Regions from separate parts of the Mus musculus genome. Here region 2 is linked to region 1. The links are chromatin loops, found by intact Hi-C in ENCODE. Cell type or tissue: heart. All regions are shown on one strand. Links, peaks and the distances in the headings refer to the core of each region. The heading gives the core; the rest is flanking DNA.

Region 1 (7,996 bases), core at 1,828-6,827:
AAGTAAAGCTGATTATATGAGTTGATAAGCAAGAGGACTTCATTCCAGCGATCCTTGAACTCTGCCTGTTGCCAGGACATAAGTTGTGTAGTAAATATTCAGAGGTTCGGGAGAGGAGACAGCCGCTGAGAATATGCATGGGTATCACTGTGCCCCAGGCCCGGGCGCGAGGAGAGATGTTGCTTCCCTTGTTCTGTCCCTTGTCACAGCCTGGACCCTGGACCCTACCTACTCTTATCCCCACTAGGCAGTCTGGAAGCCAGTGAGCCCGCTATCCTGGGGCCCTTGCAGAGGACACACACACACCTTGAAAAGAAGGTATCAGAAGCTGGACTGTGTTAGACCACCTCTTAGGAGATGATCATTTTTCTTCACGCCAAAACCCCTCTCCCCTCCCCCTTCATTTTTGGGGGTTTCCAAGCCCCTTGCTTCCTCAGCAATTCCCTTTGGCGTGTGGCTTCTTTTGCAGATCGACCTTGCTTCCAACTTTAGAAGGAATGGGGCTCCCAGCATGGAGGCTTTCATGTACATTCCTGGACAGAGAGAGTGGCTTTGCTTCCCCAGGAGGGTCTGCCACAGCCTGTTCCCCTAGAGTGGCCGTCTACCTCCTCTAGATCAATACCTTTCATCTCAATCTGACCAGTTGGGCCAGGAGAAGATGTCAGGGGATAGTTACTTACCCTATCAGCTAACTGGAAGCGGAATAGAGAAGTCCCGGGGCAGGCCCAGCCCTTTCCACCTGCCCTCAGCAGGTGCTGGTATCTTCAGGCCAAGAGACAAACGCAGGTGCTGCCCAAAGCAGCTGGCGCATGAGCTGGGGACTTCAGCCGCAAAAATCCCAAGCTGAGCTGAGACAAAATTTCCTGGCTGGATGGTTGTGGGGGAGGGGCAGGGGAGGGACAAGGCATCTGGTGTGCTTGGGTGGGAGCCTGCTTCAGCCAGATGCACTCGCTCACATCACTCCTTCCATGGATTAACTATAGGCATTTATAATTTATAGGCATTTATTAATTCCTCAAAGTTTTGATCTCCCAAGGACCTTCTTCTGAGAATCTCTCACTGTTACTGCAGCAAGCAATCTTTTTTGCCTCTGAACCAGAGGGCTTTGAAATGGAGCACAGAACCACATGGAAACACTACCACCACCACCACCACCACCACCACCACCACCACCTCAGTTGAGAGGTGTGATAGCTGCTGGGTTCTTCACACATTCAGAGCCAACAATTCCCAACAAGGAAGTGCCACCCCAGACAGGAACTTCCTTCCTTCTAGGTGACCCCTCTCTCTTTTTTTCCCCCAAGATTAACGGCAGGGACCTGGCCCTGGCTCGATGAGTTGGGGTCCACGGCTTAGTGGTTGGTAATCAGTGGATGGAAACAGGGACCATAAGTGCCAGCCACAGGAGCTTGCTAAAGGCCTGAGGGTGGAAGCTAGAGACTCCACTCTTGGAAAACCTTCAAATCTTCATACTACAGGCCCTTGGGGCTGCAAACAAGGGGTTGGGGTGCTCAGGGGAGGTGCTCAGGGCCCTGGAACTTCTATGGGGGTCAGTAGAAAGGTTCCCGTTAGAGGGGTCTAAATGGGGCAGCTGGGTGCCAGCAAATGACCAATCTCAACTGTAGAGGGATTACAGTGTTGCATCTCCTTAGCCACCTTCCTAGGGTTGAGAGAGTTCTTAAGGTGGCTTCTCTGGGCTCAGTGAGGTAGGTAGCCAAAGATGTCTATCATGTGGGGCTCCAAAGCTGGTGTTGCCTGCCTCAGCACATTGGTTATGCCCATGGAAGCTCTTGGGGTAGCCAGTTGGGACAGCCAACAGACAAACCAGCCCCTGGAGAAACTTAAGTTACACAGACGAAGGGTCAAGGGTCCAGAAGCCAAGGCTCGTGTCTGGTGGTGATATTTTCTGAGCATTTTTGGCAACACCATTTTGACGAAAAATCTGCATGTCTCAGGCTCTCCTGAGAAATGCCTAGACTTCAGAAGCAGAAATGACCAGCAAGTAAACGAAGTCCACAGTGGGCAGGCAAGCACTGCCTGGCACAGGTCCTGGAGGCCGGACTCCGATTCTCAGGAATCAAGTGATAGATTTAGCAAAACAGAGCCAAAGCTTCCAAGTTAGGTGGTATCTTCCTGGGCATCCACCTTTGCTGAACCCAGAAACTTTCTCTCACCAATGACTTGTAGGAAGATTTTTGAGGTCTGGCCAAGTGAGACCCCACATCTGCAAAGGGTCTGTAGGGACTTAGCTGAGGTGACAGAGGGAAGAGGCTGAAGATGCCATGTCCCCTGTCCCCCTGACAGTGTACGATAAACCTAAGGACCTGGGAGCTCAGAGACTTTTGGGGAGCAAGCAGACAGATGACAAGTGTCTTTTATTTCTTTTAATGTCTTTTATTATGTTTTTATTTTTCCCCACAGTTAGGCAAGCAAAAGAAAAGAGCAGGAACTGCCTAAAGCCCACGTGCCCACACTGGCTGCTCGCCACCCTCAGGCCTATCCTTTTATTCTCAGTGTTGCACGTCTCTTATTCTCTCCGGGCTCCAGTGTCTGTGTAGTCCCCAATGGCTTCATCACAACCTGGCCATCATTCAGACCTGTTCCACTCTGTTCTAATGACATTCCCTGGGAAATATGTTCTCTGACCCTCCAGGCCAGGCAGCTGGGGTCAGGGGACATGCAGGAAGCACTGGTTTTTGTTTTTGTTTATTTTTAATAAACTCATCTGAGTTTGAAGAAGGCTTGCCTCCAGGGATGGTACATCCAAACAGCTTGACGGTCCTCTGTCCTGGATCAGTGGTGCCAAATACTTCCTTGAGTCCAACAGCATCTTGCCCTGACAGACCTTTCCTCTTAGCAGTGGTTGCCCAAGGCATATCCTCAGTGTCCCTATTCTGTAATCCCTAAAGTCCTGTCCAGTTTTTGCTTTCTTATGTTTGCAACTTTGTGAAGCCTGGAAACATTTTCAGGTGTGGTCACCTAGAGAGTCTCAAGCCTGAGTGCTCTGAGATCCGCGCTGCTCTTAACTCCAGGCATGAGCACCTGCTTCTGACAGCATTGTCTTCTGAGTCAGCTCCTGTGTTTGTTAAAGGCTATTTCAGCACACACATGGCTACAGACCTGAGGTGACTCATTAATGAAAGTTTTTCCAGTCGGTCCAACATTGCTGTCAGCCTCTGCAGTCAAAAGCACCAACAGCATTCTGCAGTCCAAACTGTGGAGGGGGAGCCACTAAGCTGCATGACGGAATCTCCTTCTGTCATGCTTGGCCCAGGTCAGTTGGAGACTGTTGATTTCCTGGTTTAACTGTCGAGTGTTACATGTTAATTCTATTGATCTGGTGCAGGAGATTCTGTTGTGGTCTTCAAACCACATAGTCCATAACTACAAGAGTCCAGAACAAGATTTTTGTGTTGATAGCTCAGCTGGCCCTCTTGGGCACCCATAGTGCTGGTTTTCCTGTGACTAGAATCATAGCCCCACAGTCAGCATTTTGAAAAGGTTCAATACATCTCTGAGCTTCATGCATAGTTGAGGAAAGTCCACAAAAGGGGAGATCTCCTTAGAGTTGATGTGACATCTTCCTTAGTCACGGGGATGGTTCTTCAAGGGTGGTCAGGCAGGAGCGAGGAGCCTTAATCTAGAGAAGGGATTGTGATGACCCTGTCTTCAAGATTGTCTATCTCTAGTGTAAATCATCACCTGGTGCCTGAAGGCACTGGGTTGTGAAGATCAGCCCAGCCTGAAGTCAGGCACAAATGGGGACGGGACCATCTGATTAGCCTCTCCTAAGGCTGATTCGACCTGGCTGGGCTCACCGGCCTTGGTGGCACTTAATAGGCACTCAATAAATATTTGTAGAATGCATGAATGAAAGGGCCCTTGTCCTCTGCACCCTCAGCCTGTGCGACCCTCCTTCACTGGGTGCTTTGCCTTAAGTTGTGTAGCTATCCTCTTCATCTCTGCTCAGCCTGAGCAAGGCTGAGCTGCAAAGAGAAGGTGGAGACTCAGAGGGGACCCTGAGCTCTTGGGGAAACTGCGTTCAGAGCAGGCCGGATTTAGGAAACCACCTTCAGAGTGGGGCAGGAGAAGGTTCAGGGGGTGGAGACCTGAGGACAAGATGAGACAGCAGCAGTGGTAGGGAAGCAGAGTTTGAAGATAACCACGAAGGACCCATTATCAGGCCCCCACACACAGAGGCACATTTACACACCTGCAGTGTTGGGGTTGCCCGGACCCGGAGTGAGTCTTGTATTGTTCTGTTTGGTTGGTTTGTTTTGGTGGGATACTCAACAGGACCAAGATTTTTCATCTGAGGAGCCATTCCAGGTCAGCGACTCTCTTCAGCAGAAACAATGCTCTGACTGTGTGGCTCCACTGGCAAGGGCGGTTCATGGTAGCCTTGCGAGATGGCGCTTAAGGAAGAGGGTCTGGGCTGGGTGTGGAGCGCATCTCTACGGTGAAGTGTGATGCAGTGTTCATGGAGTGATACAGCAGGCACCAACCTATGAGGTTTGCAACAAGTAGGATTGAAATGGGCGACAGAGCCGCGCCTCACCAGCCCCAGGACTTGTGCATAAGAGAAAGAACATGCGCATGCGCAGGAGTCCCCGTAATGGAGTAAACACATGCTGCCGCCACCTGCCTCAGTGATAAAAAGGAAAGTAGTCGTTGGCTGGAGAGCAGCAGAGAAGCGAGCTCCGGGGGCTCAGACACAGACGTGCAGCTAGGCCCCGCAGGTGGGGTGGGCAGGACCAGCGAGTAGCCCTTCCTCAGGCTGCGAAGTCTGTGTAGTAGTTTCCTGAGGTGATGAAGGAAGAGGCCGGGTTGGACTTAGTGGAAGGCAGGCTAAATGGGGGAAGGCTTGAAGACAGGTAACATGGAAGTGGACAGAGTAAAGGGCTGCCTGACTGGAGGGCCATGACACCACCAAGCTGAGGACAGAAAAACTATCTGTAAAAAAAAGGGGGGGGATGAGGAATAAGGCATTCTGGGAGAGGGGTGGAAGGCATTCTCAGGGTGGCCTGCATGCTTATCCACGACCAGGTAGCCGGCTGTGGGCAACTGAAAGAGAAAGAATTAAGGAGTTAGGGGTTTCATGTGACTGGTGACTGGTGAGATGTGAAAAGGAGCCACCAGTCTGTCAGCTGACCATGACAGACACCAGCTGAGACCCTCAGAGGGGTCAGCTGAGAAATACTGCATCTCTCAGCTAAGCTCAAGGGCAAGATTGGGAATGTGGAAGTCAGCCTGTCTCAAGGCTGTAGGCTGGCCAAGCAGCAGGTGTGCTGAGGTGGTGCCTGCAGGGCGGAGAACCTAGGGGTGACCATGGTTGCCATCTAAATGTGCAACTCTTGGGAGAGCTTCCAGGGCAGATGCCTGGGCTCTGTGAGGAGTGGGGCTGCAGGAGTTGGGTAAAGAGTCAAGTTCCCTGCGGGTTGTGCCTGGGTACAGTGCTGTTAGGATAGAAATAAATAAACCCACTGGTGACTCTGAAGCTCAGACTCTCTGGCCATTCATTCCACAAATATTTATTGAGCACCTACGATGTGCCAGGCATCGGATGCCTTCTCACAGTGGTGCCTATGGGAGTCCACCGGCAATGCTGATGGATGGGGGTGGGAAGAAGAGTGTCCTAGAGCAAGGGGGGATGATGGGTCTGAGGGCGGGGGAGCCTTGAATGTCTGTGTAGCCTGAGAGGTTTTGCGCTTTCTGGTGGAGGGGCCTTGCCTGAGGTCTAGGGAGTCTGGGAGGGACAGGACAAAGAATAGCTTCTCTCTCTGGGGACAGGCGTAGGAGGACCAGTGTGAAGATGAGCCAGGTTTTGAAGGAAGTGCGAGGTGATAGGAAGAACAGGGCAGCTTCCTTCTCGCAACCCAGCCTGCCTTCCAAACACCTTGGTTCTCACAGAAGGACACAGCCTGTTGCCTCACATGGAGGATGAGAAGGGAATATCTGCCAGCCTCAGACACCCTGTGGCCCCTCGTCCGTCCCAGAATGGCATGAACGGCTCTGGGGTTCTGCACTCACCTGCTGTTTGAAAGTGGAGAGAAGCAAGAAAATCCAGAGAGTGGCAGGGAGACGGCTGACTGGGCAAGGGGAGGCCGGAGGGGCAGGCCAGGAAGAGACAGAGAAGATCAGAGGGCATCTCTGGAAGAAGCTGGAGGCTGGGCTGCAAGCCGGATGGATACACACGGGAGAAATAGGATGCCAAGGAAGAGGGGCCCTGCTTTATCTGGTTTCCTGATATTTCAAGGATTCTGTTAACCAGTCAAGGTCCTTCTGGTGACTTCCGGAAAGCCTTGGACAGGGGGTGTGGTGGGGCCCCTGGGAGCTGTGGTGGCATCAGGGGCCTGGTACAGTAAGGATTGTAGTGACAACTCAGTGACACCAGGTAAACCCCACAGCCCTCTAGGAACAAGAGCAACCCTGGCTCTTTTCCACGTGGGTTCTACTTTTAACAGTGGTCACCTTGTGCTCTGTCCCCACACCAAGATAGCCTTGCCACACTCACCAACTGCTCATTGCCATGACAGTAACAACCAAATTATACTCTTTTGATTTCCAGACGCTGCTCCAAGGCAGCCTTTTGTAAGGTCTGCTTCCTTGAGCCTCCAATGCTCTGCTCCCATGGGGGGTGGGGGGCGGTGTCTGAATCTGGAATGGTCTTTCTGGAATGATGGGGGCGGGGGGATGTTTGCAGAGTGGTGTGGGCTGGAATCCTTACTGGATGTCTTTTTCCTTTTGCCCTCAAGAGTCTTTGGGAGGCTCAGGAAGGGACTGGTGAGTGACCTCAGCAGCCCACCAGCAGGTAGCCAAGGGTCGCCCTCTCTTCAGCCCCTGATGCCTCTTCCAGAAAAAACAAACCACAAAGCCAGCTGAAGAAAGTGGGGGGAAGGTAAGGGGGAAAGACAGTCTGGGGAAAGGGGATTTGTCTTTCTCCTCACTCTCTGTACAGTAGCCAGGGTCAGGAAGTTGGAATGTGCACACGGAGAGGGGAGAGTTGGGGGGGAGCACTGTGGAAAAGAAGTCCTGACATGATCTGCTTCCGGGTCAGGGGGGTAGAACACCTACCTTTAACCTCCATGGGGGCTCCCTGAGGAAGTGTTCTGAGGCCCCGGGCTGGCCACTTCCTACCTGGAACTCTCCCAGGTCTCGCTTGGCCTCGGTGAAGGCCATCCCCAGGCCTCAGCTCTTCAGCGCACTGGTTTTCTGCGGAGCCCGCCCTGTCAGGCTCAGGCTGCTTGGAAACGCTCAGGTTTCTTCTGGACCCTCCTTTCCCCTGCCTGTGAGGAGGAGCTCCTCACAGAGCGAGCACTGAGTGTCCATAGTAGTCTGAAATGCAAGTGCTTCGGCCCCTGGGCCTCTTACTGCGTAGTGGCAGTGTGGAGGCTGTAATAAAGCCCAAGGCTTGGTACAGGGCTGAGCCAACTGGACTGAGCGCCATCTTCCCTGACAGGGTCCTTCGTCACTCTCACCAGCACGCACCTGGGAGCCAAGCCCAGATGCTCTCACCACAGAGAGAGCATCCCGGCTTTCTTCAGAGTCCTAGGACCCAGGGACATAAATACCGCAGCCCCTGGAGCTCGGACTCTGGCTCCCAAGAGCAGGCAGATGTGCTGCCTGCGTCAGTTCAGCCAACTCTTCTGTATAAAGACACACCTACCTAGCCCTGCTGCCACTGCAGCCCCCAAGTTTCTCGGGATTATGAGAATCAAAGATGGGACCTTGCTCGGGATAGGAGAGCAAGACTATTTCACGGTGGCAACGTCAGAAGACGTGATTTCTTTGATAGCCTCTCCACCTTTCTTGGCCCCATGTGCTCAGGGTTTACACAGGCCCCTCTCTCCCTATCATAGGCCACACTGGGTGCCAGGCTCTGCCTACTCCCTAGGCTGTCCCTTCTGTACCCCTCCCACTGTAATGGGAGGGCTGGGGGTGGGGAGCACACTGAGTATATCTCTCTCTGGTCTACCAATTCCTCAGTTAAGTAAAC
Region 2 (5,744 bases), core at 385-5,384, 130 kb before region 1:
CCGAAGTTGCCGTACGGCCCCGAGGCGTCGGAGGCCGCGCTAGGCGCCGGCGGGGAAGGCGACAGCGGCCAGGGCTCCGAGCGCAGGACGCTGGCGGCGGGCCGCGCGCGCAGCGGCGCTTCCTCGCGTAGCCGGGCCTCCTCCCGCTGCCGCTCGGGGCCCCGCGGCCCGGCGTCCTCCCGCGGCCCGGCGTCCTCCCGCAGCCGCTCGTCGTCGCGCAGCCGGGCCTCGCCCCGCAGGCGGCGCAGCTTGTTGCGGTAGACGTTCCGCGTGGTGTCGGTGATGGGGCCTGGCTGGAAGCCCAGGGCCTGCAGCTCTCGCCGCAACTCCAGGTCCGACAGGCCGGCCATGGCCAGGACACCGCCCCCTCGCCCGCCCCCGGCGCGCACCGCACCCGGAACTGCTCCCGCCGGCAGCCGCGGCGGAGCGGGCGGGGCCGCGCGCCATGATGGGAAGGGCGACCACGGACGCCATATTGGGAAGGGCGGCGCATGGAGGCTATGTCCGCCATGATGAAAGGCGTCTGTGTCGGCCTGGCGCCGCCATGTTGGTGAGGTCAAAGGGTTGGTTTGGTTACTGTTTTGTTTTGTTTTACTTGTGTGTGCAGGTGCTTTCATCTCTTCCCCCCGCCCTCTAGCTTATCTTTATCTGTCAGACCTAGCAGTGTTTATCCTAACGCAGCGTTAGCACGTGGTAAACGTTCAATGGAATGTTGATTTACTTAATGGATGAGCTCAATGGTGTAAGAAAACCACCGCCATTAATAGAGATCCGGCCCACTTGCCAGTCTCCGGATGGGCGTCGAGGCTGTGTGTCGGATTTGGGTGGTGGAGTAACCGCCCGGCATGCTCTCCAAGACCTTATCTTGACTGCTGCTTCAGGCCAGCTTCAGGCATGCACTTGGTCGACACTGAAACTTCAGGAGTGTGCACCCTTGGGACTGGAGAGATAGAAGACTCTGGGCGTAACAACACTTACAGAGGAGCTAGGGTTTGGACATCAGTGGCTGGTCACGTCATGGACAATTCCAATTCCAGAAGATCTGGTATCTTTCTCTTCCGGTCTCTGCTGGCATGGTATGAACCTGGTGCACATACAAGTGGGTAAAACACTCGCACATAAAATAAATATATTTTTTTAAGGTGCAACTCTGAGACAGATTGATCCTCTGTGGCCACGGGTGACCCAAAATGTCCTCATAGGTGGATCCCTATACTCTGAACTCTTAGGGGCAAATACCTATGCCCTAGGTTCCCGTAAATGTTGGAATTCTCTTGGGTGATGGGATCGGGAGACCCGTGTCTTACGGTTTAGGGGATGATCTGCAGAGTCTTGCAGTTTGATCTCCAATCTGCAACCATTTAGTGTGTGGTAATTTCCAATTAACATTTCTAGCCAGCTTCCCATAACTCCCTAGAGGGCTGCTATAAGGATTAGAAGAGACCTTCAGGACAGGGCCTGGAGCGCACTCCTCCCTTAGACAAATCTGTGCAGTGTTGGAGTTGGGAGCCTTGAGGGGGTGGGGGCAGTGATGTGGTTACCCTTACCCGTCCCCCCACCATCTAACAAACACAGTTCATGGCCTCACCCTCTCCCCTTGCTGTTCCTTCCACATCCTTCACCCATCACCTCCCTTTTCCTGGCAATATTGCAGCTCCAGCTTCCCAGCCCTCGAGATCTCCCTGCAGCTCTACCTGCCACCCTCCCTGCCTTCCCTGAGACCCTGGGCCGTGCTCCTCTGTCAGAGTTTCATCGCTCTGTCGCTTGTTAAACCCCAGGAGTATTCAGTGCCGGCCACACAGCTGGGAAAATTACAGCCTCAGCTCCGCTGGGCTTCTGTCGTTTGCCTCCCCTTCTCCCTGACTTAGCTGCTCCCATGTGGTGTGATTTCTCTCACCAAGTGTTGTTTTCCTTTTCTCTGCCTGTGTTTTCGCGGAGTGCCACGGATTTGATATAGTGATTGCCTAACACATATACCACATAATAGTATTTTATTTCTTCCAAAGCACTGTTTGCATGACAAATGAGTTGGTAACATTTGAGCAACTCCTTGCAGCTGTATGTATGGCTCAGTATCCGAAGCACAAGCCTGTCAGCGTCGGTACTGGCCGAGTGCATTCTCAGAGTGTCTGAATGGATGTTCAAAGTGAGCATTGTGGTGTCTCACAGACCTGTGGTCTGTTTCATCCCAGTGAATCTAAGGAGGCATAGAAATCATGGACGGTTCCGGGGCCACCCCTAATGGTGGCACACCATTCAGGCATCCTCTCACACACCTAGGACCAAATGATCCATAGCAAGCTGTATTGACCTCCCTCTAGCCTAGAACTCAGTGTTAGCCTTTAGCTACCTTGGCTTGCCCTGTGGCTCATGGGTGGCTTCTGGCTTTGTCTTCTGGGCCTCTTGGTCCTAGGCATTGTGTATCAGCAGCCTCCAGCCCCAGCCACTTACAGGGGATCTGCCCCTCAGGTCCCCTTCTCTGCCCCTGAAAAAGAGCCTTGGGGGGTGCATCTGCTTCTCTGAGTTCCCGGCCCTGTCTGTTCTTTCTGGGGGTTAGACCACTGTGGTCCTCCATGGTACTCCGTCCCCAGGACTCTTATTCTGTTGGTAGATTTGCTGGGCGGTGTCCACGAAGCTCCTGAAGGAGCTCACCTCTGTCTAGCCACCTCTGCCCCTGTCCTGTCAGAGCCTTCCTAAGGGGTCTGCCTGGCATGGAAGGCGTATGTAACAAAATGGAAATGGCTCAGGGTCGCTAACTGAGAGCTAGCTCTACTTTGTCATTACCGTGTGTGTGTATGTGTGTGTGTGTGTGCACATACGTCCTCATCATGTGTATAACTGAGTGTGTAAGTGTAATTGTATAAGTGTGTGGGTGTGTGTGTGTAACTGAGTGCACGTGTAAGTGTGTATTATATAAGTGTGTGTGCTATGTGTGTGTAAAGTGTATAGCCCTTGCTATGCCAGTCTTTTTGACTTATTAAAGGCAGACAGAAAAGACAAAATGTTGAGCCTGTGGCTGTTTATAACCACATCCACAGCAGCAGCAGAGGTGATGAGTTGCTGGAACCCTCTGGGTCCCCAGAAGGCCATCACATCATGCCGCTCCTCTCTTGCTAGCCTCTTCCTGTTTCAACAGAGCCCTGTAATAACAGTGGCCATAAATCTTTCATGGCTCCATTTTTCCCTCCCCCACTCCCGGCCAGGAAACAGTACACACGTTCAGTCCTCGTCATGCCGAGTGTGTTCTTGACTCACACTGTTGAGAACCTCAGCTGACCCAGGCTTCCTTTGATTCACACGATAGTGGCATCACACAGAGGGTGTGTGGGGGTCCTGGGGAGAATGCAGTCAAAAGTGGGGCTCAGATTCCACTGGTGTGGCTTCAAGTGGACCCTGCTTGCTACCTCATCTCAGTGCCTCGTGCAAGAGGGGCCGCCCACCAGCTCTCTCCCAGCCTGCGGGTCAAGGGAGGAGGTAAATGGAGTGAGAGGGAAATGCCGGAACAGGCTCTACAGGCTGCTGTGCCCCTTGCCTTGCACAGCTCCCCCTCTGGACCACACATAGGTGTCTGAGGCTGAGCCTTCTTCTGAGGCACAGACTGTATCACCAGTGTGCTAACACATTGCGCATGAGGAAAGCGCGTGCTTTCAGATTGCTTTCTTTGGGGCTTTGTCCATGATTAGATTATACTAAATTACAGAGGACGGATACCAGGCAATTACGCTCTGCTTTTAACTATTCAGTCTTATGGTTAATCTGTGCACCTCAGTAATTACGGAATCCCACCAGTGTGGTTAGGGAGAAAGCAGTGCATCATCTCCATCTTGTGGGGCCAGGCTCAGGTCACCCAGCTATTATCTGGGTCCTGTGTCAAGAACAAGCCTGCCTACCAGGGGCTAATCTCCTCTCAGCCACCTTAAATCATCCTGCTTTATAAATCTCTATAAGGGAAGGAAGGCCCGAAGGTCAGGGCCCTGGGTGCTCTGGGCTCTTTGGTTCTTTCCCCTGGTTGGTTCCCTGTTCACACATTGTGGAGTTTGTGCATGTATGAGTGCAGAAGACAGCGGCAACGTTAGATGTCTTCCCCAATAGCTCTCCTTGCTGAACCCGGAGCTTACCAGTCTGACTCATCCGGCTACCCACTGAGCTCCAGGGAGCCTCCTGCCTCCATCTCCCCAGCACAGGATGACAGGTGAACACGGCTGTGCCCAGCTTGTGTGTGGGGCTGGGGCCTGAGCTGCTCGTCTTCTTCTGTAGCAACACAGGGTGCTGACTGAGCCGTCTCCTCTGCCTGCCTGCTAGAGATTTTGTTTTGTTTTGTTTTGCTTTATTCTTCAAGACAGGGTTTCACTGTGTAAGAGCCCTGGTCTGCTGGCTGGTTTTGTGTCAACTTGACACAGGCTGGAGTTATCACAGAGAAAGGAGCTTCAGTTAGGGAAATGCCTCCATGACGATCCAACTGTAAGGCTTTTCTCAATTAGTGATCAAGTGGGGAAGGGCCCCTTGTGGATGGTGCCGTCCCTGGGCTGGTAGTCTTGGGTTCTATAAGAAAGCAAGCTGAGCAAGCCAGGGGAAGCAAGCCAGTAAGTAACATCCTTCCATGGCCTCTGCATCAGCTCCTGCTTCCTGACCTACTTGAGTTCCAGTCCTGACTTCCTTAAGTGATGAACAGCAATGTCGAAGTGTAAGCTGAATAAACCCATTCCTTCCCAACCTGCATCTTGGTCATGATGTTTGTGCAGGAATAGAAACCCTGACTAAGACATCTGGCTGTCCTGGAACTCACTCTGTAGACTAGGCTGGCCTTGAACTTAGAAATCCGCCTGCCTTTGCCTCCCTAGTGCTGGGATTAAAGGCGTATGCCACCACTGCTCAGCCCCTGATTTTTTAAGAGTGTGTGTGTGTAGTTGCTAACAGAGGCCAGAAGAGGACAGCTCAGATACTCCTAGAGCTGGAGTGACAGGTAGTTATGAACTGCCCATTGTGGGTGTTGGGAACCAAACTTGGGGTCCTTTGAGGGCAATGCAGGTTTTTAACTGATGAGCCATCTCTCCAGTCTCAACACTAAAGGCCTTCATTTTCTTTTTTCTTTTTCTTTTTTTTAAAACCAGGACTGAGTCTCACTTTTCTTGTTCTCTGAAAACGTGATCACTTCATCTCCGTTCAGCTTGGATCCTTCCCGCCCTTCCCCCAATTTTCATTACTCCCAGGGTCCATGAGCATACAGCAGGCAGTCAAGTCCACAGCCAAGACACTGGGAGAGCTTGTTCACAAAACAAGACAAAACAAACAAACAAACAAAAACCCACTTATTGAGTCAGACTGTGAACAACAAAAGAGTACCAGGAGAGGCAGGGAAACCAGAGCTGACAGGCCTCACACACATGGGGCAAGGTGCAGACAGGTGTTGGTGGCCTCTTGAGTCCCCAGTGGGGCTGATTACCAAGAACTCCCAAGGGATGGCTGTAGCATGGGGACAGCAGGCACTGGCCGCCTGCTTGTTCTGAACCAACCCCTGCTCTTCTGCAGAGACAACAGCACCGCATCCCCTGGGACCGTACTCCACCAATTCCCAGCTTAAAAAATACAAATAAGAGTTCTAAAAAGACTTCATGTGGCAAAGCCACCCAGAGAATTGTGGTCCTGGTCCCAGAGCCAGCCTGCTCTCCAGATCCCAGGAGCTTAGGACAACACTACAGGATACCAGTCCCCCTCCTAACACCCAGGGGATGGAAGTTTCCTTC

Evidence for each region. Hi-C counts contacts between places; a loop is a spot of excess contacts. Peaks named below come from ENCODE experiments on the same cell type or tissue, not always from the same donor. Only the 100,000 strongest peaks of a DNase experiment are listed, where the experiment ranks them.
Region 2: a loop joins it to region 1, with 16 times the contacts of the local background. A loop is called at or near these places in 21 of 42 quality-filtered maps.

Annotation. Positions count from the first base shown.
Region 1 is chr17:27,329,171-27,337,166 of GRCm38, forward strand. It overlaps a transcript of Gm10505 not described here. Among named protein-coding and RNA genes, the nearest start is that of Mir7216, 4.8 kb to the left of the region's middle. In heart, for the core only: no CTCF peak of the experiment used is centred there; DNase peaks (open chromatin) are centred at 2,693 and 4,611; H3K27ac peaks cover 883 bases; H3K27me3 peaks cover 239 bases.
Region 2 is chr17:27,204,069-27,209,812 of GRCm38, forward strand. Gm34736 (a long non-coding RNA gene) reads left to right here and starts at 801. Exons shown (of 4, transcript XR_385492.4): 1 at 801-1,099; 2 at 5,112-5,744. It overlaps Lemd2 (LEM domain containing 2), which reads right to left and starts at 370. Exons shown (of 9, transcript NM_146075.2): 1 at 1-370. The coding sequence starts at 350. In heart, for the core only: no CTCF peak of the experiment used is centred there; a DNase peak (open chromatin) is centred at 423; H3K4me3 peaks cover 831 bases; H3K27ac peaks cover 705 bases; H3K27me3 peaks cover 296 bases.